Linked DNA regions of Homo sapiens: region 1 is linked to region 2. Evidence: chromatin loops called from intact Hi-C (ENCODE). Cell type or tissue: natural killer cell. All regions are shown on one strand. Each heading gives the region's core, and the rest is flanking DNA. Links, peaks and the distances in the headings are about the cores only. Region 1 has its middle 25 kb from the start of LINC02539. Region 2 has its middle 56 kb from the start of TNFAIP3.

Evidence for each region. Peaks named below come from ENCODE experiments on the same cell type or tissue, not always from the same donor. Only the 100,000 strongest peaks of a DNase experiment are listed, where the experiment ranks them.
Region 1: a loop joins it to region 2, with 2.9 times the contacts of the local background. A loop is called at or near these places in 5 of 110 quality-filtered maps.

What each region holds. Positions count from the first base shown.
Region 1 is chr6:137,757,977-137,769,526 of GRCh38, reverse strand. No RefSeq gene overlaps it. Among named protein-coding and RNA genes, the nearest start is that of LINC02539, 25 kb to the right of the region's middle. RefSeq lists an enhancer at 1,343-1,472. In natural killer cell, for the core only: no CTCF peak of the experiment used is centred there; a DNase peak (open chromatin) is centred at 6,876.
Region 2 is chr6:137,805,383-137,816,932 of GRCh38, reverse strand. No RefSeq gene overlaps it. Among named protein-coding and RNA genes, the nearest start is that of TNFAIP3, 56 kb to the left of the region's middle. RefSeq lists enhancers at 669-758, 1,089-1,138, 5,082-5,201, 5,232-5,491. In natural killer cell, for the core only: no CTCF peak of the experiment used is centred there; DNase peaks (open chromatin) are centred at 5,342 and 5,981; H3K27ac peaks cover 1,182 bases.

The sequences.
Region 1 (11,550 bases), core at 2,265-10,264, 49 kb after region 2:
GAGGGATACATTGCAGAGTTTGAACACAGGTATACCAGACTCCAGAACCTGCTTCCTTCTCATTAGCACAACACAATGGCTCTGTTCCTCATTCTGAGATGTCTTAGGAACTTGGAAGTGTTGGTCATCCTGATCATAAAACTATTGCCTTCCTATTCCCTGCTTAGAAAGTTGATAACGTGTTTGGGATCAGATGCTCTCCTTTGACACTCCCTCCACTGTTCTCTCTACACAACCCTGTATTCACTTGTTTTTGCCTTTCCATTCTTCCTTGTAGCTCTTGGCTTATTAAGTCTCATGCTGTGGGCACCTAACAGGGCCTGGCACAGAGCTTGCGCTGGTACATGATTGGTGACCTAAGAAGTTATTACACAATGGATTATGTGTTATCCCCCCAGGTAGCTTTGCATCAACAGTGGTCATGATGCAATAGAGGAGAGACTAAGATGAGACTTCTAGGCAAAACTGTAGCCCCTGGGGGCATCTGTGATCCTTCCCTACAATAGAGAATAGTTCTGGAGAAGAACAGAAAGTCTCACTATTGGAATGTAGGGCTAGTGTGCTTGTGCAAACAGAAGGGGTCTAATAGGTGCTTGAGGTTCCCCAAGATGATGCTGGCAAAGCAGGTTACTAGGGCAGAGCTGTTGGCTGCATTCTTCTGCCCTCTGTTTCCCCCAGCACACTCCAATCCTAGTTCTTTTGAAGAAAAATCACAGGATAAGAAGCCAAGAAGGGAAAGCCTATCCTATTCACCACGTATTAGCTGTGTGAGTTTAGAAGTCACTTTGCCTCCCTAGGTGGTCATTTTGTGACCTGTAAAGTAGGAATTATAATAATATATGGCCTGACTACTGCTTAGGTTTTGTAGATCAAAAAAGATTGTGAAAATGAAAGTCCTTTGTGAACCAAAGCACACTGCTTGTCTAAAGTATTATCTTCATCTGCACACTTGGTCTTCCTGGGGTGATTTATGTTTATGGTTTCTTTGATATGTCTCGGGAAAGTCCTGGCAGTCCTGACACTCAGGTGTCGTTTACTTGTCTCTGTGTTTTAAGACATGCCTGGAGATTCTCCTTATAAAATGTTCTCTTTCCGGGGCTTCCATTTTTTCAGCATCTATAAAATGAATGTATAATGTGTCTTACAGCCAGTAAGTAAAAACCACATCCCTTTATCTTTGTTCTGAGAGGGAGGTCAAATTACAGGTTCTGTGAGAAAGGAACATCTTGGTTCCTCTTCTTGCTGAGACTAAGTCTTAGATTGCTAAATCATTCCCAGAGATGCACGTTGGGGCTAACCAAAGGGTCACCCCAGAAGCTTATGTGCAAAGGCAAATGAATCCATTGTAGTTTAGTGATTTCTGAGTAGAATAGCAGTTCCTTTGCAACAGCAAAGGAAGTCATGAGAAGAAAGGGCCAAGATATACCAAAGAGGGCTGGAGAAATGGCAGGAAGCAAGAAAGACAGCAAGGGGAACATTGATGGAAGAAGAAAGGAATTTTGGTGGTGACTCAGTTCTTTCCAATCTGGGGCCCCAAGAGCATTAAGTGGTTGAGAAGCAAGGTCAGCTGCTCGGGTCCTGATCTTCCCACTCCTAATTCCCATTAGTAAGGACTTCCCTCTCACTGATTTTTCTTCCTTTAGATTTCATGTTTTCAGTGATGTAAAAAGAATAGTTGTTTTGTTTGCAATAGCCAATGAGGTGAGAGGCAAATATGGGGACAACTTTTCCTCTACCCTCTAGGTTCAGTGACTGAGGCCTGCAAATTAAACTGACAAAAGACAGATTAATAGAAGAATATTTCATATATACACAGGAGCTTTACAGAAAATAAGTGAAAAACCTAAAAAAATGGTTAGGCCTAGAGGCTTATATCCCATTTTAACAAAGGATGATAAATCCTAGAAAAATGACTAGACAAAGGAAAAGGAATTTGAGCTTCTGATGGGAAGGTAAATATTTGGGGGAAACTAACGGTAGATAAGAACAATTTTATAAGGCTTGTTATGCAGACTCGAGTTGGTACACCTCCAGTGACAAGAGTTGTCTCTCTGGTCATTAAGAGTCATTCTCCTTTTCCTGGTACAGCAGAGGAGGACACCTTTACAAATGGAAATTTCTGTTTCCTTTGCAAGGGAAAATGTATGGCCTCCTTTAAAAAAAAAAGTCTTCTTCATAAGCAAAGGCACCCTTGCTTCAATTCAAGTCTCGGTATCTTCCCTGGACTATACAGGATGACGCAGGGCACAGGGTGGACTCATGCTATGTCTTCCTAGTTTTGGGTTCTATGTGTAAAAAGGTGGTGAGAAGGATGCTAATCTAGCCAGAAAATGCAAGCCTCGCCAGCTATCTGCTTGAAATGCTCTGTTATCTGCTTGAAATGCTCTGTTATCTGCCCTAGTCCACAGAACCCTGAGATCAAACTGTGCTTGGTCTGCTAGCCCTCCTTAGCCCTAGAATTGGAATGAAGTGTTGCATCCTAAAGACAGTCTAAACACCTAAAAGAAAAAAAAAATCACAGAATCTTTTGGAATTATCAGAGGATTTAGGGAGATCTAACCTAACCACTCCTCTCTCCCTCCACAAAAGGAGACTGAGTTTCAGAGACAAGACTATCATGTAAGGTTGAGCAGATTGTCTACTGCCCAATTCTAGGGGAGATCAGTTGCACTGTTGTCATTAGAGACTTTTTTTCTCCCACTGAATGTGATAAAGTGTCTTGAGCAATGTACATATTTTCCTAGTGTGTATGAGGGCCCTGTACCGACTAGCAAGTGTTTTACTCTGAGGGGATCAGAGGGAGGTATACCGACTCATTCAAGAAATAAAAAGAACAGAAAATTTTTCATCCACTGCCATTCTTCTTAGTAGGTTAAAGTCATTCCAACTACAGCACAGTTATGGAGCATTGTTTATGTAGGTACAGTTATCACTCCTTTAGAAAAAATTTTCTAAAGGATGCACAGTCAGTAAGTGACACATCTAGAATTTGAACCCAGGTGGTCTGGCTCTGGGCTCTGGTACCTACAGTTTTAATCACCTCAATTATCCAAGACTGTACCTTCATTTTAGAACCAACATTATTAGTCTAGAGAAGTTTCTGGTGGAATAAGTTGAGGAAAATTAGACAATTAGCTATGACTTCTGCCTTACTCTACGGTATCCAGCAAAGAGAGTAAAATGAGGAGGTATCTCACAGTTGAGTCCTTTATCCCCATCCTCTTATTGTTAGCTCCAAACTTGGACTTGATTTTCATGTACTGTATCTCATAGGTGTGGCCAGAGCATCAGGGAATATAGGTGGTTTTTCCATTATATTGAGTTTGCTTATAATAATGGACATAATAATAAGTTACATTTGAATAATTGTTTACAATTTTAAAAGTACTTTCACATTTATTTCCTCATTTGAGCTTCACAACAACTTAGGTAAGGAAAATATAATTATCCTATTATTATTACTATTATTATTGTTATTATTTTGAGACAGAGTCTTGCTCTGTCACCCAGGCTGGAGTGCAATGGCACAATATCGGCTCACTGCAACCTCCACCTCCTGGGTTCAAGCAATTCTCCTGTCTCAGCCTCCCAAGTAGCTGGGACTATAGGTGCATGCCACCATGCCCAGCTAATTTTTGCACTTTTAGTAGAGGTGGGGTTTTGCCATGTAGGCCCGGCTGGTCTCGAATTCCTTACCTCAGGTGATCTGCCTGTCTTGGCCTCCCAAAGTGCTGGGATTATAGGCATGGGCCACCGTGCCCAGCCCTATCCTATTATTATTTTACAAATAGAAAACTGAAGTTTAGGGAATTTCCAAAGGGAGAGAGGTATAGATTGTTCTCAACCCAAGTGTCTTGATTCTTAATTTTATGTTCTTTATACTATATTCTGTGCGGATATCTATATAGATGTATGCATGTGTGTTCAACTATATAAATATTTTAAATCTTATTTTCATCGAAAAATATTATTTTAAAATGCACTTTGGACACAGTGTGGATTTCCATGTGAGCTTTGTCATGTTTTCTGGGGGAAAAATGGGTCCAATCTGTGGGGATTTATTGGTGACACAGCTTTGGGAAGACTTGGCCTTCTTGCTACCAGGGCTCTCTGGGAAGTGAATTTTCCCACCCTGTTTCTTTATTTTATGTGCTTATATGATCAGTTCCCAAAACTTTAAGACTCATTTATTTTCTGCCCTTGGTGGGACCTTTGTGAAATTTCCCCATTAAGGAATTTCAAGTTAGTCACTACCCTTTGCTTTGACTTTGGAGATTTCTTATACACCATCTCAGCTGCACAAAAAGAAATTCCCACAGAGGAAGCCCACGGTTGGACGGAAGACAAACACCTGCAATACCAACTCACTTGAGTGACTAAGCCCATCAAGGTGTGTTTAAGTGTAATCTTTGAACAGGAACTTGAAATTCTGTGTAGACTTCCAAATCTCTGTGCTTTTTCTGGACACCCCCTCCAATTTTCTATAGTCATTTTCCTTAAGGAGCTGGAAGACAACATTAAAAAGCATCAGTCTTATTAAGAAAAGCAAATTTTACAGCCTTCCCAGTTAGAATTGTTTGGATCATTAACCAATCTCCTTTCTCATTTCCCTCAATTATGGAATGCTCCTATCTACTTTTTGACTCATATCCATCAACACATCACTGAAAAAACACAAAAATTCCAGGAGCCATGTAATCCTCTAGTAACTTCACTTCTTCTCAAAGGCTTAATGGGATTGGGGCTCATTGATAGTCTAGTGGAAGGCATCCAAAGAAACTCCCAAAGCATTGAGGAAATGCTATGTTAGTGACTCAAAAACCATACTAGTTTAGCTTTATTCAAGTGTTTCAAGTTTGAAATGATTTATACTTGATCTACTCATCATGAAATAACATACTTCTTCTCTGACACATGATGCCTCTTTGTGATCCAAGATAAGTTACTTAAGCTCTCTCCCTCTAATTTCCTAAGTTGCAAAAGGCACAGGGCTAGGTATGAGGAACTGATTACCTGATAAGGAAAGTGACTGAGTTCTTATTTATAACATATCCTGAAGATCAAAACTACATATACATAGCATAATTAGTAATACTTCGTAGTGCTTGCCAGAACCTATAGAATGAATGGCCATGAATGAATCAATGGCCTGGGCATTATATTCAGTAGACTAGATCTCAGAAAGGAAAAAGGAGCAGCATAAAATACAGCCTTGGTCCAACATTTTGACCACAGAGCAAAGTTAAAGAGGACCAGAGGAAACATCTCCTTCAGTGGTGGAAGTAGTTTCCGCAGACAAAAGATAGCCAAAAGTATGGCATGCTGGGGACATGAGAGACATTTTAAAGGTCTCTGAGACTTGATCAATGACCACTTTCTTGGAGAGCCCCACATGGTGTAATTTATGCAAATCCTGTGAAGTGGAGTCATCTATCTGCTCAGACATGCAGAAATCTTTCAGGAGAAGGGTGAGAGATTTTTGGAAGAAAAGAAGTACAGTGGCCAGGAAAGGAATTACCTTAAGAAGGTAATATGTTGATGGGAGGAGCAGATGCCCTGGAGTAAAACTGTTTTCCAGAAGTTTCTTGTCCTAGTGTCCAACTGGATAATGATGAGCAATCCTTGAACTCCATCATGTGCCTCATGGAATAGAGTGTATTGTAAAAATGCAGCTCAGCAAACGTCTCTCTTCAAAAAGTGGCTTTAAAACCTAGGACATATTTAGCCTACTCAGGGAAAAGAAACAAAATAAAGCATTCTATAGCAGCCTTATGACCCATTGCTAAAGGAACCCAAATCCACCAGCACAAGACACAGGAGTCATTATGAGGCAAACAGCAGTTAACCTGTGAGCTCTGAAGTCCTCCAGAGGCTGTGTGTGCGCAGTTGCCATGGGCTGTGGATGACCCAGGGTGTTGTGTGCCTGTTCATTGCTCAACCTCTCATCCTACATCTCATCAGTAATGGAATAAGTAGGTGAGTGCACTCATCTAAGTTTGCCTTTTGCAAGGGTCCAATTTTGTCCTCATCTTTTAGAGTAGAAATGAGAAATATTCTCTATTCTACTGGGGATCACTGGAGCACACACACACACACAGAGCAAGTGAAGGAAGACTTCAAGTAAAGTATGTTATAGATTCATTATGTTTCCAAGAGATTTTGTGTGGAAAAGAATATTTGCTACCACTTGTACTTTGTTTAAAAGTCTAATTTAGTAATCTTATGAATTTATTTAAAAATCGTTTTAAAAACAACCTTCCTTTAAAAATTCACATACTTCTTGTCTAAATAATACATCAAAAACATAATTCCCTAAATGTGCATACATCAATTATAAATGTAAAAACATTTAAATAGAAAATTAAATCACAAATCAAGTATATCAGAGTTTCTTAGGCATTCTCTGTAGGAAGCTGATGTGTGGCCACTGAAAGATACCAGATCCTAATCCCTAGGATCTGTAAATTTTACCTAATGAGGAAAAAGGGTCTTTGCTGATGTGATTAAGGATCTGGACTTGGGGGATTACCCTGGATTATCTGAGTGGACCTTAATTCCAATTACAAGTGTCCTTATAGGAGGAGACAGAGGGAGATTAGATGGACACACAGAAGATGAGGAGGCCACGTGACCACAGGGGCAGAGTTCAGAGGGATGAGGCCACAAGTCAAGGAATGCCATTGTCACTAGAAAGGGATGAATTCTTTCCTAGAGCTTTTGGAGGCAGCACAACCTTGATTTCAGACTCTTTTCTTCTCCAGAACTATGAGAGAATAAATTTCTGTTGTCTTAAGCTACCAAGTTTGTGGTAATTGTTACAGCAGACACAGGAAACTAATAAACTCTCTAATACCTTAAGCAGCAACCAAAACAACATAAAATGTCACTATGGTTACAAAACTGTTTAAATGTCTTCACACCATTTCTGGTTTAAAAAGTGTGATGGGCCAGGCATGGTGGCTCAAGCCTGTAATCCCAGCACTTTGGGAGGCTGAGGCAGGAGGATCACTGGAGCCCAGGACTTCAAGACTAGCCTGAGCAACATAGTGAGACCCCATCTCTACAAAAAAAAATTTTTTTAAATGTGTTGGATTTGACTTTGTCTCTTAATCTTCTTCTTTAGGCTGGAGTGCAGTGGCATGATCATGGCTCAGTGCAGCCTAGACCTCCCAAGCTCAAGAGATGCTCCCACCTCAGCCTCTTGAGTAGCTAGGACCACAGACATGTGCCACCACACCTGGCTAACTTGTTATTTTTTTCTGCAGACAGGGTCTCACCATGTTTCCCAGGCTGGTCTCAAACTCCTGGGTTCAAGCAATCTACCTGCCTGGGTCTCCCAAAGTGCTGGGATTACAGGTGTGAGCCACTGTGCTTGGCCTGTTTCTTAATCATATTTTCTATTTTCCTGGGTTTTAATAAATCTCCTTCCTAAGATTTTAGTAATTGTACCATCCCATGTATAAAATACTTTCCAATCAGGACGTAAGTTTGCACATTCTGCATTTGTTGACCAGTTAACTCAGTTGGGCCCTGAGGTCTGGTTGCCCACGCTAAGGTGATGCAAACATGAGCTGCTGATCATAGGCTAAGGTCCTTCTGTAATCATCTTCTCTGGTTTTCTCATAGGATTTTTAACTGCCTTTCCTATTGACTTTATGTTTTTTCAGATTAGGTGTCTTTAAGTTGGTTTGGTCTATAACTATACCACAGTGACACATTCTGTAGCATAATTGTAGCTGCTGGGACTTCCTTATAATTTGTAGAAAAATCTAGAGGATTCAGTTTCTTGGCTGGGCAATTAGCTCTCTAATTAATTTTCTCAAAATGGCCCTGCTGGGACTGCTTTTGTAGTGGTTATTGTACAGGTCCCTTTGCGCTCAGTTCTTTCTACCTAATCATCCCGCTAGAATGTACTCACCACAATTCTGTTCTCATGTTCCTGATTACACAGATTTTTTAAATGTATGTAAGCTCTCTTCCTATAAGCCACTGAAAATGTAAGCATAGTCTATGCATGTGCCACAAGCAAGAGTGGGGGCATTGAGTCTGTTGCTTGAGGCCTTTCTTCTCACTCTGCAGCTTTAGTGTGTTGGCTCTTTGCATTTATTGCTTCATGGATTAAAAATGTTGCAGCTCCAAGCTTCATGCAGGTAGAAGGGTAGAAATGGGCAGCTGCCTGTATATCTACCCTTCAATCAGGAAGCAAATGCTTTCCCAAAATGCCCTCTCTCAACTAAGCCAACTTCCACATACCTCTCATAGGCCAAAAATACATCACGTGACCTCTTGGCTTCAAAAGAGACTGAAAAATGCTTAGAATTTCTAATCTCCACTAGAGTGGGGGAGGCAAAGGAGAAGGGCTGGGAAAGTGTGACTGGTGAGCCCAGCTCCTGGGACCTCATGACTTTTCTCTGTATGTCTGCTGTATACTTCCCTCTCTCCAGGCTTCTTTCTTCTGCGTCACAGTTATAGGACCAAAAATGTCCACCTTAGCTCTATGGAACCCCTAGTCCAGAAGCCTATTTCCCAGATGGTGATCCATGGCCTTCCTGTTTCAGATTCACCAGGGATATGAGTCGAAATACTGATTCCTGAGCTCTAAACCTGCTACACCAGACACATTTTGAAAAGCAAAGATTTTGAAGACCAAAGATCTTTCAGCTCCAATTCTGAAGATACAGTGGTGGAGCATAAAAACTCACAAGGGTCTTAGGTATGCTAAGCTTTGAGAGTTGATGAACCAGAGCCCCTGTGTCCCAATTCCAAATTCCCTGGAAAGGGCTGCTGATTGGCCTGCTTGGGTCCAGTGTGTAGAACACCCTCAGTCCATTCAACTGAGGATGTTGTTGGAAGGCGGTGGGCTCAGACCTCATGGCCATTGCCTTCTAATCAAGGATTTTTGGAGTAGGCAAATCTGCTAACTTTTCTGCTACAGTGCTTACAATTCCCAAGGCAGGTAATTTCATACTTCACAGCTGCACCCTGAGGATCCCAGCTGTCTGCCTCTCCCAGTAAGTTTCTGCTTATGCAACTCAACCATTGCCCTGATCCAGGGCCTTGCCCTCCTCTCTTCTGGTTGGGCCCAACCCAACCATCCCTGTCCATTCCTGGCTTCACTCATTTCCCTCAACTTTGCAATGCTCTGGGGCTTTTGAGTGGTGCACCACAGTGTAGCACATGGAGCAAGTTCAAAATTTATAGTCACAGTCCGATGTGAAAAAAAGTAACATTTTAAATTTTTCTGTAATTGAAATCAGCTCAGCTCCAGTTGTAGAATCCATTTTTACTGATAGTCTAAAGCTTTTAATTTTTCTGTTTTAAGACAACTCTACTTCTGGGCTGGGCACGGTGGCTCATGCCTATACTCCCAGCACTTTGGGAGGTGAAGGCAGGAGGATGGCTTGAGCTCAGGAGTTTGAGACCAGCCTGGGCAACATGGAGAGACCCCGTCTCTACAAAAAATACAAAAATTAGTTGGGCCTGGTGGCTCATGCCTGTTGTCTCAGCTACTTGGGAGGCTGAGGCAGGAGGATCACTTGAACCCAGGATGCAGAGGTTGCAGTGAGCTGAGATCACACCACTGCACTCCAGCCTGTGTGACAGAGGGAGCCTGCCTGGTTCAAAACAACAACAACAACAACAACAACAACAACAACACAAAACAAAAAAGCAGATAACTCTACTTCTGGTTTAAAATGTTGCCTTTTTTAGTAAGGATTCTGTGAAATTCAGAGTTCTCACTTCCTTCTTCCCAAGAGTGACCTTATGATCCAGGGAGCTTAGAAGTAACCTGGGTTCTCATATAGCCTTCTCCCGTTGATGGCCACTGTGTTGTCATGCTCTGGTCCTTGGGGAATTGTGGCTGGCACCCAAAAGGGGTCTCCATCCTGCCTGATCTTTCACATGGTGGGCTGGTAGCTGCTGCTGCTGACCCTAGTCCCTGCCTTGCTCTGATCAACAGTGAAGTCCACATATCTGTGTCCTCCTGCTCTTCTCCCAGACCCCCTGTGACCCACCCACTCCTACACCTCTTCTATTCCTCTCCTTGAGGACTGAAAACTCTCTGTTGCCTATCTTTAGTATTCTGTGATGTACATGGCTCTGCAAGGCTGTGCGAAGGCCTGGTCTGCCTCACCACCTCTCTCAGTCATTGCTCATTCATTTTCGAAGAGCCGTGTTGTTCAAATGCCATTCAAAATAGATGTTTTTCCATGAAACTCTGTTAGAAACTGAATGCTTGTGTCTCCCAAAACTTGTATGTTGAAACCCTACCTTGTAATGTGATAGTATTAGGAGGTGGGGTCTTTGGGAGGTAAGTAGGATTAGATGAGGTCATGAGAATGGAGCCCTTATTAATGGGATTAATGTTCTTAGAATAATCTTAAGATAGCTTGCTTCTTCTCCCCACCATGCGAGGACACCATGAGAAGGCATCGCCTATGAGCCAGGAAGTGGGCCTTTACTAGACACCAAATCTGCTGGCACCTCGATTGTGGTCTTCCCAGCCTCCAGAACTATGGGAAATACATGTTTGTTGTTGAAGCCATCAGTCATGGTATTTCATTATAGCACCTGAGGTTAAAACACTGGCTGTCTTCTTGGGGTCTGCCATGGAAAGTACTATTAAGTAAGGATTTCTGAGTGTCTTTACCACACTCCACCTAAGGTTTGACCACAGGAGGGAACAGATTTTGTCACTAGCTATCTTATTCTTATTAAGCACTCTATTTTATTCTCTCTAAATTTCCTCTTCTTGCTCACTGGGAAATCCTTTCCATTGTGGGTAAGAAGGCAAATATATCAACTGGCACTCTTCACTGTTCTGTAGAGGTTACTGCTCAGTGTCCAATCCACAAAACTTGAATTATAAATCATATAATACAATCTTATTAATCTCAGCTTTTAGAATTCCATGGAATCAATTTAGTTCACAGAACAAAGGCTGGTTCTCACAAATAAACAACCCTTTGGCTTTCAGATTATAGTTTCTACTCTGCATTTAAGAAATCCAGTCACATTTTTAATGGACTTCTTTGTTTTAGGCTGATCTGCCTTACCCTAAAAGAAGCTCATATAGAAAGTACCACTGGTGCCTGAAAAACCTGGAAAAAGGAAAGATAAAAGCCACCAAGAACAGATAGTGTAATATAAAACACTGTCCTCACCCCATTCACCTGCTCAATTATATTGTCTTGTGAATATTTCACTGTGTTAATTTTGCCTCTAGTAATAGATTAAAAGCTCCATGATGGCAGGGCTCATGCATCCTGCATCTCTCCTCAATCCCCCAAAACTCAGCAAGTGTCCTTTCCACAGTTTATTCAGTGTCACATTTTTTTTGCATTTTTTTTCCTGTGGATGATTTCACTATTTAAAATGGACCCTGAGCATAGTGCTGAAGTACTGCCTAGTGATCCTAAGCTCAAAAAGGCTGTGATGTGCCTAACAGAAAATATCTGTGTTAGAGAAGCTTAGTTCAGGCATGAGTTATAGTATAGTTTGCCATGAGTTCAATATTAATGAGTGAAAAATATATATTAAATAAGGTGA
Region 2 (11,550 bases), core at 1,100-9,099:
AACTGCTCGGATTCAAATTCTGCCTTCACCACTTAGTAGCTGTGTGACAAGGGCAAGTTACTTAACCCTTCTGTGCTTCATCTTATACCTCTGTTAAGCAGGGTTAACAGTAGTTCCTACATAGGGTTGTGTTAGGATTAAAGAATATAACATGTGTAAAGTTCTTAGAATGTTACTGGGTCATAGTAATGTCTCAAAATATTAACTCCTCCTCCTCTTTGTACCACCCCCATCCTCCCCAATAAATTTCTTCTAAAAACCCCTCCCCTCCCTTTTTCCAAGTCTGGATTTCTAATATGTCCTATTAATAGTTATTATTATAAACTGTCATGAGCTTGGAGACCTTTTCTGACCCTCTGATCGAAAGTAGCTCCTTTGTTATTTTCTCTCACACCTCTCTGCCTGTTTCCTTCATAGCACTTATCTCAATTTGTGGTTGTGTATTTATTTGCTTTTATTTCTTGGTCATCATCTTTCTCCATGACTAGGCTGAAAATTTCATGGTCAGAGTCCTTGGCGGTTTCACTCATCCCTGTGCACGTTGTAGGCATCTACACAGAGCAGGCAATCAGTACATATTTAAGAATGAAAGCCTACCTCCTCTGAGCAGTCAGCAGCCTACAAAGGGAAACTGAAATTCTGAATTCGAACTCTGTAATATACTGGAGCAGAAGCCACATTGCTGGGCATCAGTGCTGGGTGTCCTCATTGTGGTTGGCATGAGGGGGTAGGGGAAGGAAGCGCTCCTCCTACTTAAAAGAGAATGCCGTGTCACTTGGACATCTGCAGCTTTCCTGAGCCTCAGCTGTGGAAGTACATGGAAGGGGCAAACAGGAGACACTGCTGGCCAGCCAGTGGCCAGGAGAAGCCATGGGCCAGCTTAGAGGAGGGATGTTATGCAGCAGTACCTGGGAGACACCTTGTAGGGACCTCAAGAAATATTTGAAAGATACCTTACAGGGTATTAAAGGTCCACCATCCCCAGGCTATGGAAAAAACCAGGGAAATTTGAGTTGGGGTGGTTCCTGTTATCTGTACAGTCTGGTAAGGCCAGGGGAAACTTGAATGACAGTATTCATACTATCATGGCCAGGACTCAACCCCGTGCACAGAGTTGACAGAGAGAAATATTCCAGTGAAGGCCCATACCAGTCACTGGGGAAGAAAGAACAGTTATCAATACTCCCATATCACTACCTGTGCAGCCTCCACCAGAGGCTTTGACCTTAACAGGCTGCAGGGAGTATTGGTGGGGAAAATGAATCATTTTCTTTCTTTTTTTTTTTTTTTGAGACGGAGTCTCGCTTTGTCGCCCAGGCTGGAGTGCAGTGGCGCGATCTCGGCTCACTGCAAGCTCCGCCTCCCGGGTTCACGCCATTCTCCTGCCTCAGCCTCCCGAGTAGCTGGGACTACAGGCGCTCGCCCCCATGCCCGGCTAATTTTTTGTATTTTTAGTAGAGACAGGTTTCACTGTGTTAGCCAGGATGGCCTCGATCTCCTGACCTCGTGATCTGCCCGCCTCGGCCTCCCAAAGTGCTGGGATTATGGGCGTGAGCCACCGCCCCCGGCCCGCTCTAATTAGTTTTGAGATTTCCAGCCTCCTCTAGGTGATGGCTGCTTGAGGCTGATTTTTATACTGGGTTTTAGAAATGATTCTCTACCAGTAACCAAAACAGCATGGTACTGGTACCAAAACAGAGATATAGATCAATGGAACAGAACAGAGCCCTCAGAAATAATGCCGCATATCTACAACCATCTGATCTTTGACAAACCTGACAAAAACAAGAAATGGGGAAATGATTCCCTATTTAATAAATGGTGCTGAGAAAACTGGCTAGCCATATGTAGAAAGCTGAAACTGGATCCCTTCCTTACACCTTATACAAAAATTAATTCAAGATGGATTAAAGACTTAAATGTTAGACCTAAAACCATAAAAACCCTAGAAGAAAACCTAGGCATCACCATTCAGGACATAGGCATGGGCAAGGACTTCATGTCTAAAACACCAAAAGCAATGGCAACAAAAGCCAAAATTGACAAATGGGATCTAATTAAACTAAAGAGCTTCTGCAAGCAAAAGAAACTACCATCAGAGTGAACAGGCAACTTACAGAATGGGAGAAAATTTTTGCAATCTACTCATCTGACAAAGGGCTAATATCCAGAATCTACAATGAACTCCAATAAATTTACAAGAAAAAAACAAACAACCCCATCAAAAAGTGGGTGAAGGATATGAACAGACACTTCTCAAAAGAAGACATTTATGCAGCCAAAAGGCACATGAAAAAATGCTCATCATCAGTGGCCATCAGAGAAATGCAAATCAAAACCACAATGAGATACCATCTCACACCAGTTAGAATGGTGATCATTAAAAAGGCAGGAAACAACAGGTGCTGGAGAGGATGTGGAGAAATAGGAATAATTTTACACTGTTGGTGGGACTGTAAACTAGTTCAATCATTGTGGAAGTCAGTGTGGCGATTCCTCAGGGATCTAGAACTAGAAATACCATTTGACCCAGCCATCCCATTACTGGGTATATACCCAAAGGATTATAAATCATGCTGCTATAAAGACACATGCACACATATGTTTATTGCGGCACTATTCACAATAGCAAAGACTTGGAACCAACCCAAATGTCCAACAATGATAGACTGGATTAAGAAAATGTGGCACATGTACACCATGGAATACTATGCAGCCATAAAAAAGGATGAGTTCGTGTCCTTTGTAGGGACTTGGATGAAGCTGGAAACCATCATTCTTAGCAAACTATCGCAAGGACAAAAAACCAAACACTGCATGTTCTCACTCATAGGTGGGAATTGAACAATGAGAACACATGGACACAAGAAGGGGAACATCACACACCAGGGCCTGTTGTGGGGTTGGGGGAGGGGGGAAGGATAGCATTTGGACATATACCTAATGTTAAATGATGAGTTAATGGGTGCAGCACACCAACATGGCACATGTATACATATGCAACTAACCTGCACGTGGTGCACATGTACCCTAAATCTTAAAGTATATAAAAAAAGAAATGATTCTCTACCTAGAAGCGAGCCAGAGAGAAGAAGTATTAAAAGCAAATGAGCAAATGCAGCTGAAAATGAACATGTACTTCATGGGAATTGGATGGAATTAAGCCAACGTGGATGAAATACACTTCATATCGTGAAAGGATAGATCTAAAAGTGGTGTGTTTGCCATGAGCAGTCCACATAGATATTTCATCTCAAACAGTGTCTTGATATTTAGAGATGAGCATTCTCAGTACTTAATGGAGGGCACTATACCAGGGTTGGCACTAACCCAGCCCATAACTTTTGAGCCATAGTCCCTGTAACTGTGTCATCAGCTGGTTTCATAAGAGAACATGCCTAAACCTGCTCAATCCTTGGCTGGGGATGCTTTCAGGAAAATCCAGGGTGCTGTTGAAGTTTTGTAGGTGACTCAGGTAGTGGAATTCTGCTTTTGAGTCAAGACAGAATTTTAGCTTTGCCTGGTTGGGGGTTTAGTCACTGGAACTAGCCCTCTAAGGTCATATTGAAGAAGGCAGAAAAATTGTCTACAGAATATGTTACCTTAAAAGGTGATTTCTTCTTAATTGAAAGATTCACAAGATTTTTCCTTATGATTCCACATTGATTTTAGTTGAAGATGTTATTACTCACCTCCTTTCTAGGAATAATAGGTTCAGCCTTAGAGAATGACCATCATATTTCCATAGTAATCCAGAAACAACTACGATGTCCAAACCCTATGACAGGGTCTTCCTAAATGAAAGCCAATGGAGAATCTTGGAGCAATTCATTCTAAATAATTGGTGAAGCTTTTCCTTAATAAAAATGCAGAGCTTTCCAATTTAATTCAATAGTACTAGATTCCCACTCTACATTACTGAGATTTTTAAACTGTTATAAAATGAACATTTGAAGAGCACCCATATATCACTAGGCCTTATGAGAAGAAAAAAAAAACCTGAAATCTTCTATTTAAAGAAGACATGTAAACATACCTACAAGTGCAGATCCAATTTCTCCAAAACAGGATGCCAAGAATAACTTCATTGAATGTTGTAAAGATACAACCCTAATCAATGCATATCCTTTTTTATTTGGGGCTTAAAAGTGCTGATCTAAAATGTTAATGGATACATTTATTTCTCCAACACAAATCCATAATATCACCAATCCAGAAAGATTGGCATAAAGAAGTTGGCTATACACATGCTAGTTATTATTCAGCTAATAGATGTCTGTGTCCTGTTTAGAATCCCCAAATGATCTGTAAATTATTACATTGAGTTTAGATTATTATTTCTATGTTTAGCCAACTTTTTATCCAAATACTGATTACTTTATTAGCATATTAAGTGGAAGTGTGTTAAGCCTGCTTGGGCCAAATAGTGAAACCCTGTCCCAAAAAAGAAAAAATAAATAATAACTAAAAACAGGCTAGGCATGGCGGCTCATGCCTATTATCCCAGCACTTTGGGAGGCTGAGGTGGGAGGATTGCTTGAGTCCAGAATTTCAAGGCTGCAGTGAGCTATGATCATGCCACTGCATGCCAGCCTGGGCAACAGAGCAAGACCCTGTCTCTAAAAAGAAATAATAATAATAAAAACAAACAAACCTAAAAACATCAGATGAGACAGGCTAGTGTTACTGTTCCTTTATCTTCTTTTAATGAGAATGAATTTAAGCCCCCACGTAGCAAAATAATATACAAGATATTTGCAGAAGGCAAAAGTGCCCTCCAGACTCCTCTAACTTTCTAGACGTTGTTTATTCTTGAGCCTCCAACTTCCCCATTATTTTGCTCCAATGACTTCCCCAATCCACAAAGTTTCCTTATTTGTATTTTAAACCCATCCTCTCTACCCTCATAGCTCCTTTCCTGTAATTTTGAAATTCCTTTTCAACTCTACTTGCATCATTTGGATTCCAGAGTACGCACTTGGTCACAACCGTTTGCCTTACAGAAGACATCCCCGAAATGTGGCTGAAAGGAAGAAGACCCTTGACGAAAGGGGTTGCCCGGATAAATGATTCATTGCCTAAAAGGATAGACTTTTTAAAATGTCATTTTTATTTTGGAATGTAGGAAACTGGTTTCCCTGTCTCTTGAAGCATCATCACAGAGGCATAAACTGAGGAGCAAAGCTTATAACTGAGAGGTTTTAAATGAACAGGGTAGGGGAAACAAACAATATCCCACCAGGAGAGAGGTCTGATAGCTCAAGTCTGTCCTTTCCTCTCCTGGTCGCCTCACACGCAGAGGCAGCCTCACTGAACGTGCTGTGCAGCAACGACGTGACTCACGGTCAGCTAACAGAGCAGGAAGTCACCTGACGACAGATGGGAAAGTCCAGAGTAGACTGAACGTACTTTTTAAGAAAAGGAAATAAAGAAGGCAATTTGTAGGGCTGTGTCACAAGGTTAGAAACCCCAATTATATTTGATAGTTCTGTGCAAGGCACTAGCCTGGGAATGCATTAATCTGTATATCAAGTAATTACTACCATATTTGGAAGCTAAGTAAGTAGGTCTCAGTCATTAAATAAAGAGCAGCATTCTTGATTGGAAGGATGAAATTATGCAATAATCACTGGCTTTGGTTAAATAATAAATTAATTTCTGGGGTCTTGGCAGGGACGGTCACATGCCGAATTGTGAAGCAGAACATTGGCTTTGTCAGTGTGGTTGTCCGCTTTGGGGAGTTCTTCCCTTTTCCCAGAGGTTTAGGGAGAGAAATTGAAGTGTTTTAGTTAATCAATAAAACCAGAAATATATGAGAACTTGTGTGCCAAGTCTGCAAGGGAGTATGGGGCAAATGGACAGGAAAAGATCCTTGAGGAGCTCTATCTAGTTGGGGGCAACAAGATGTAAGCATTTGGAAAGGTAAGTAAGAGTTTAAGAGTTGTTTCAAGGAAGAACATGATGGATTACAAAATAGCAATGTCAAGAGGATGTGTTGTGGGCATTCAGAGAAAGGGGAGTTTAGTGTGGGCAAGGTAGATAAGGGAAGTTTTTGGGCAAACAGTGGATCTAGAGCTATGCTACACTTTTAAAGCAGAAAGAATCTATAGATAAGTAGCAAAGTCCAAATCAGTTATCCTAGGAATGGCAGCAGGCAAGCAGATATTTGAATGGGCTGGTGGTGCAGGTCCACAAGTCTAAAGATCTGGGTTAATCTTTGTTGAGAAAGACTGTTGAACAAAGGTGCCTCTATTTCCTCATCTGCAAAATGGGTGCAAAATACGTCCAACCTGCCATCCAGGTTAAATAATTCTGTGAATCTCAGTGTAAACTATAACTCACGTAATAACCTTAAGCTATTGTTAATGGTAACGTACGTACGATGATTTTAGGAATATAATTTTGCGTATACAGATACTGCTTGACTTTAAGGACTAAAATGGTAATTTAAACAGCCATATATAGGTTATGAGGAAGAGTTCGAGGTAGGGGTGCTAACTGTAAATATCAAATTGCAACATGCAGGTGACCAATGAGCACTTGCATCAGCTTGCTCTGGGGTCTTGCTAGAAGCAGGATGAGGACATTTGTTTTTAAAATATTCTAACTAATAAAGGTATTTTCCTTTCTTTTCTCTTTCTTTCTTCCTTTCTTTCTTTCTTTCTTTCTTTTCTTTTCTTTCTTTCTTTTCTTTCTTTCTTTCTTTTCTTTCTTTCTTTCTTTTCTTTCTTTCTGTCTTTCTTTCTTCTTTCTCTCCTTCCTTCCTTCCTTCCTCCCTCCCTTTCTCTCTCTCTCTCCCTCTTTCTCTCTTTCCTTCTTTCTTTCTTTTTTTTTTTTGGAGTCTCACCTGTCTCCCAGGCTGGAGCACAATGGCGCGATCTCAGCTCACTGCAACCTCTGCCTCCTGGGTTCAAGAGATTCTCCTGCCTCAGCCTCCTGAGTAGCTGGGATTACAGGCACGCGCCACCAAGCCCAGCTAATTTTTTTGCATCTTTAGTAGAGACAGGGTTTCACCATGTTGGCCAGGCTGCAGGTATAATCTTTCTAAGGATCTTTTTGTTTTCTCTGGCTGTGAAGATTGTTTGCTCTCAGTGTCCTATATGAACATTACATGTTTAATCTGAACTTACGGAGCTTGCACATTGCATGGTATACAGTAAGAGCCTAGTATTGAATGGGGAGCCCATAATAAAGAGCACATATATTGAATGGGGACGTTTTCTAGATTTAAGACACAATCTGGTAATCATTGCTTTTAATTTGGGGAGTGGGAAGCATTTTTTTCTCTTAACATATTGATAGGAAACTAATTGATGTATTTGTAGTGGGGTCAAAATTCACACATATGAATCACATGTGCATAAATAAAAAATAAAGAAGTGCATCTTTATTTTCCTTCACTGAGCTCATCTTGCCCGGAGCCCCTGTTTTCATTGACAGCAGTGTCTTGACAATTTCCATTCTTGACAATTTTCTTGACAATTTCCAGTCTTTCTGGGCTAAAATAGTTCTTTGGGGGTAAATATTCAGTCCATTGAAAGTTGAAACCCTCTTCCAGGGCAGTTTCTCCCCTCCCAAGAGTTCCTCTCTTCCTCCTTCTATTCCTAGGTGAGAGAATTGTGGGCTGGCAGAGAGAGGAGGGGCTCTGACCTTGTGTTGCCCTCTGCAGACTCATGGCTTCTCCTGAGGAGCCTGCTCTCTGAGCTCTGCTGTACGCAGAGGAGTGATTAGCCCCATGCACCTCAGGTGCTGAGCTGGAGTTCCTGGCTGATGTCAGGGGCCTGCTTACACTGTACGTGTAGGCCTGGACTCTGCACCCTGTCCCCATCTACTCGGACGGTCCTACTTGCACCTACATCCTCCCTCCTGCCCCCACCCCATCCTCCTGTTGCTGTCTTATTTCTATATTGCAGCACGTGAGACCGTGGGAGTTGCCCCAGGCTGGTTCTCCAGTTCTAGATGACTGGAAGTCTGTGAAAGACTGGCTGTTTTCCTGGCTTACACTGTGCTCACAGATTACCCCCAGACCTCTCTGACTGCCCTATGATGGCCCTTCCCCATCTTCCTCCCTCTCATTCGGCTCCTTTCCACAGCCCAGGAAGGCTGCCGTGGGGCTGTCGTGGGGGAACCCTTCTGTGGCCAGTGCTGTCCATACCTACCCCTTGATCGGCCCCCAGCATTCAGCTCCTCAGACCACACAAGTGTCTTTTTAAATCTTTTTTTTTTTTTTTTCTGAGTAAAGCATGGCCTCTGCAGAACAGTGGTGTATGCTTGCAGGCTTTAGTCTACCTGTAATTTTCTAAGACCCATTTTTACACGAAGAACAGTAATGGCTCTCATTCTCACTGGATTCTGCCCATTAGTTCAATAGGTAATGACATATAAGACAATTAGGGAAAAGGAATCACCAGAAACAAATAAATATTTACTTAATGCCTCAAAAATGTTATTCCTGTTACAAATGTTTAAAGCATTTTGGTAGCTGTGACACATTTGTGAAGTGGGTGATGGTGACATCAATTCTTTGATTGGGAGGGGCTTGATCATTCATTCTACAACTTCCATGTTCCCAGGTTATGAGTCACTCACAAAATATTTATTCAGCAGCTATTTCATTCCAAACATGGGAGAAATAAAACCATGTTTCAATATCCTTGCATGTTACTACATGTTGTTAAACATGCTTCAGGTAAACTACCCTGTATAAAGATTAATGGGACAGGGATACAGGTGGACTTTTAGGAGCCCCAAACAGTGCAATAGCCTGAGAAGAAAGCGAAGTAGAACCTTGTAAGAGCAGTGCACCACAGTTTGAAGCAAGAAGTGAACAGTCTAGAAACAAAAGAAAAAGGGCTTTTCACCTGCAGGGACCAAAGCTGAACCCAAGAGGCTCTGGAGGAGCAACTGGATGGAAAGAGCGAGTCCCAGAGGTCCATCCTGGAAGGAAGGGTCAAACCAGGGCAAGGAGGGAACTCCCATACCTTGATGCAGTGCCAACCTTACCTACATTGAATCAGATGATTTTGTTGCTAACCGGTCCAATTTACAAAAGTATGTTTTTCTGCTGACTTCTTGGACTCTCACTGTTTTGCTTCTCGCCCTGCCCCTTGCTTTTATTTTTTACTTCCTTTGTTTTCTAGAACTGGTGAATATTCAGGGAGATTTGAATGGAGACTTAGAAAGCCTGAGAAAGTTAGAGCTGGGATTCAATGTCTTTGGACACGGTTATCCTTTCCACTTGGATAACCCATCGCAAGCAGTTCTAACAAAAACCATGCACATGTGACATGAAGTCTATACCTTTTCTTGCTTAGATACAGCAATGCTTCACCAGCCCATTGGGAAATACTAACTGACTTTCTACCAGCACTCTGTTAGTAAACAGGACTAATAATTTCATTCTGGTGATGTGAACCAGGTGCTAAACTTCAGTTGTTTCACTCACAATAGACCTAATATGGGGGAAGATATTTGTAAAGTTTGTGGTTTGAAAGTCTTCGTCACTTAATTGCAAGAAATTAATCATAGGCCTGTTAGTTACAATAGTCTGTTCTCGCATTGCTATAAAGAAATATCTGAGACTGGGTAACTTATAAGGAAAAGAGATTTAGTTGGCTCACAGATCTGCAGGTTGTACAGGAAACATAGCAGCCTCTGCTTCTGGGTAGTCCTCAGGAAGCTTCCAATCATGGTGGAAGGCAAAGGGGGAGTGAGACATCTCACATGGCCAGAGCAGAAGGAAGAGAGAGAGGGGCAGTTGTTATACACTTTTAAACAACCAGATCTCATGATAACACATGACCACAAGAATAACACTGAGGGGATGTTGCTAAACCATTTATGAAGAATCCAACCCTGTGATCCAATCACCTCCTACGAGGCCCCACCTCCAACACTGGGGATTACAATTTGACGTGAGATTTGGGCAGGGACACAGATCCAAACCATATGACCTGCCTTGTCCAATCCAGTAGCCACTCACTTTGTATGGCTATTTAAATTTAAATTAATTAAAATTAAATTAAGTGAAAAATTTAGTTCTTCAGTCACTCTAGTCACATTTTAAGTGCTCAATAATCACATGGGGCCAGTGACACTTTATTATGTTGGGCACACAGTATTGGGCAGTAGGGGTATAGAGAATTTACATCATTGTGGAAAATTCTATTGAATGATACTAGTGCAGATATTTGTGCAAAAGTACAGCTAGAGGAGAGGAATGGTTCAGGATCTTTTTTGTTGTTTTTGCACAGGTACCTTGATTCCTAGTCCATTCCTCTTGCACTTACACTGCAGTATCTTCTAAGAGTTGAGGAGAAGATAAATGATGAATGATGAGTTAACTGCCTCCAAATTAACACCAGATAAGTTATTTCCACTAAATAATTTTTAAACCTAAATAGACTAAAATTATTCCAGAAAGGCACTTCAACTGTGCTTGCACCAAATGATGGTATCAATAGTTTTGCGCAGTCAGTTTATGCCATTGAGTTTTTTCTCTAAGATGAGGTTTAGTTACAAAGATGCTTTAGGATCATTCTTTTAGAAGAAGTGTGTCATTGTGACAAAAATGTAGGTACAGATAACACAATGAAAATTATGAGAAAATGGCAAATGTTGCAGGGCAAACTAGATACATTGTTGGACAGTGGGAAATATTCTAAAGCACAAAGAATGAATTATGCAACCAGTGAAAAGCAACACATACATATACTGCTCAACAATCAGTAATAGAAGGAATAAAAATCTGATGAAATGGGGAAAAATATATCATATGTCTTATATATGCATGTGTGTGTATGTGTGTGTGTGTGTGTGTGTGTGTGTGTGTGTGTGTGTATCTCTATATATCAAATATATATATATAGAGAGAGTTGGGTCAATCGTAGCAAATGTGAGTGTCAGCCATACTCTTGAGTACATGCCTGAGGTCCAGGCCATTTCCCCCACTAAGATATAGCAAATCAGGCAAGAAGTGAAAGATTTCACAGCGACTTCCTGGAGGGCCATATCATGATAACCATCCAGACCCTTGCTAGACTGGCCTTCTGCCAAAGGAAAGGAAAGCAGGAGATTCCTGAAGGCCAAAGAACGCCCGCCAGGAACTGGGCTTTTGAGAAGCCGAGAGGTCAGATCAGCCTATCCTCACATTATTCAGTGACGTCAGCAACAATTCACTGGGGATTTTTCCAAGGTTACAAGCTTCCTATGATCCCTGTCTTGGAGACCTTGAAGGCAGCTTTTGACCTTGGCAGCCACGTAGTGGTGGAAAGTATTGGAGGGATCAGTGTCAAGGCTTTGCGTTTGGCTTGTGGTAGCAAAAATCAAATAGGGTCCACCGGGTCTCCCAGCCAAGGCAGGTAGCCTACAGTTAATTTAGGAGAAGTCTAGAGTGCAGGTTTAAAAGTCCAAAGTTAAGCATGGAAAAATGTGACTAGGGTTTCATAAATGTAATGCCTGTTGGGATTTACATAACATCAAAATATACTTGCTCAGGGACTTCATAGAACATTGGAAAAACCATCAATAAGAGGTGGTTTTCCTCAACAG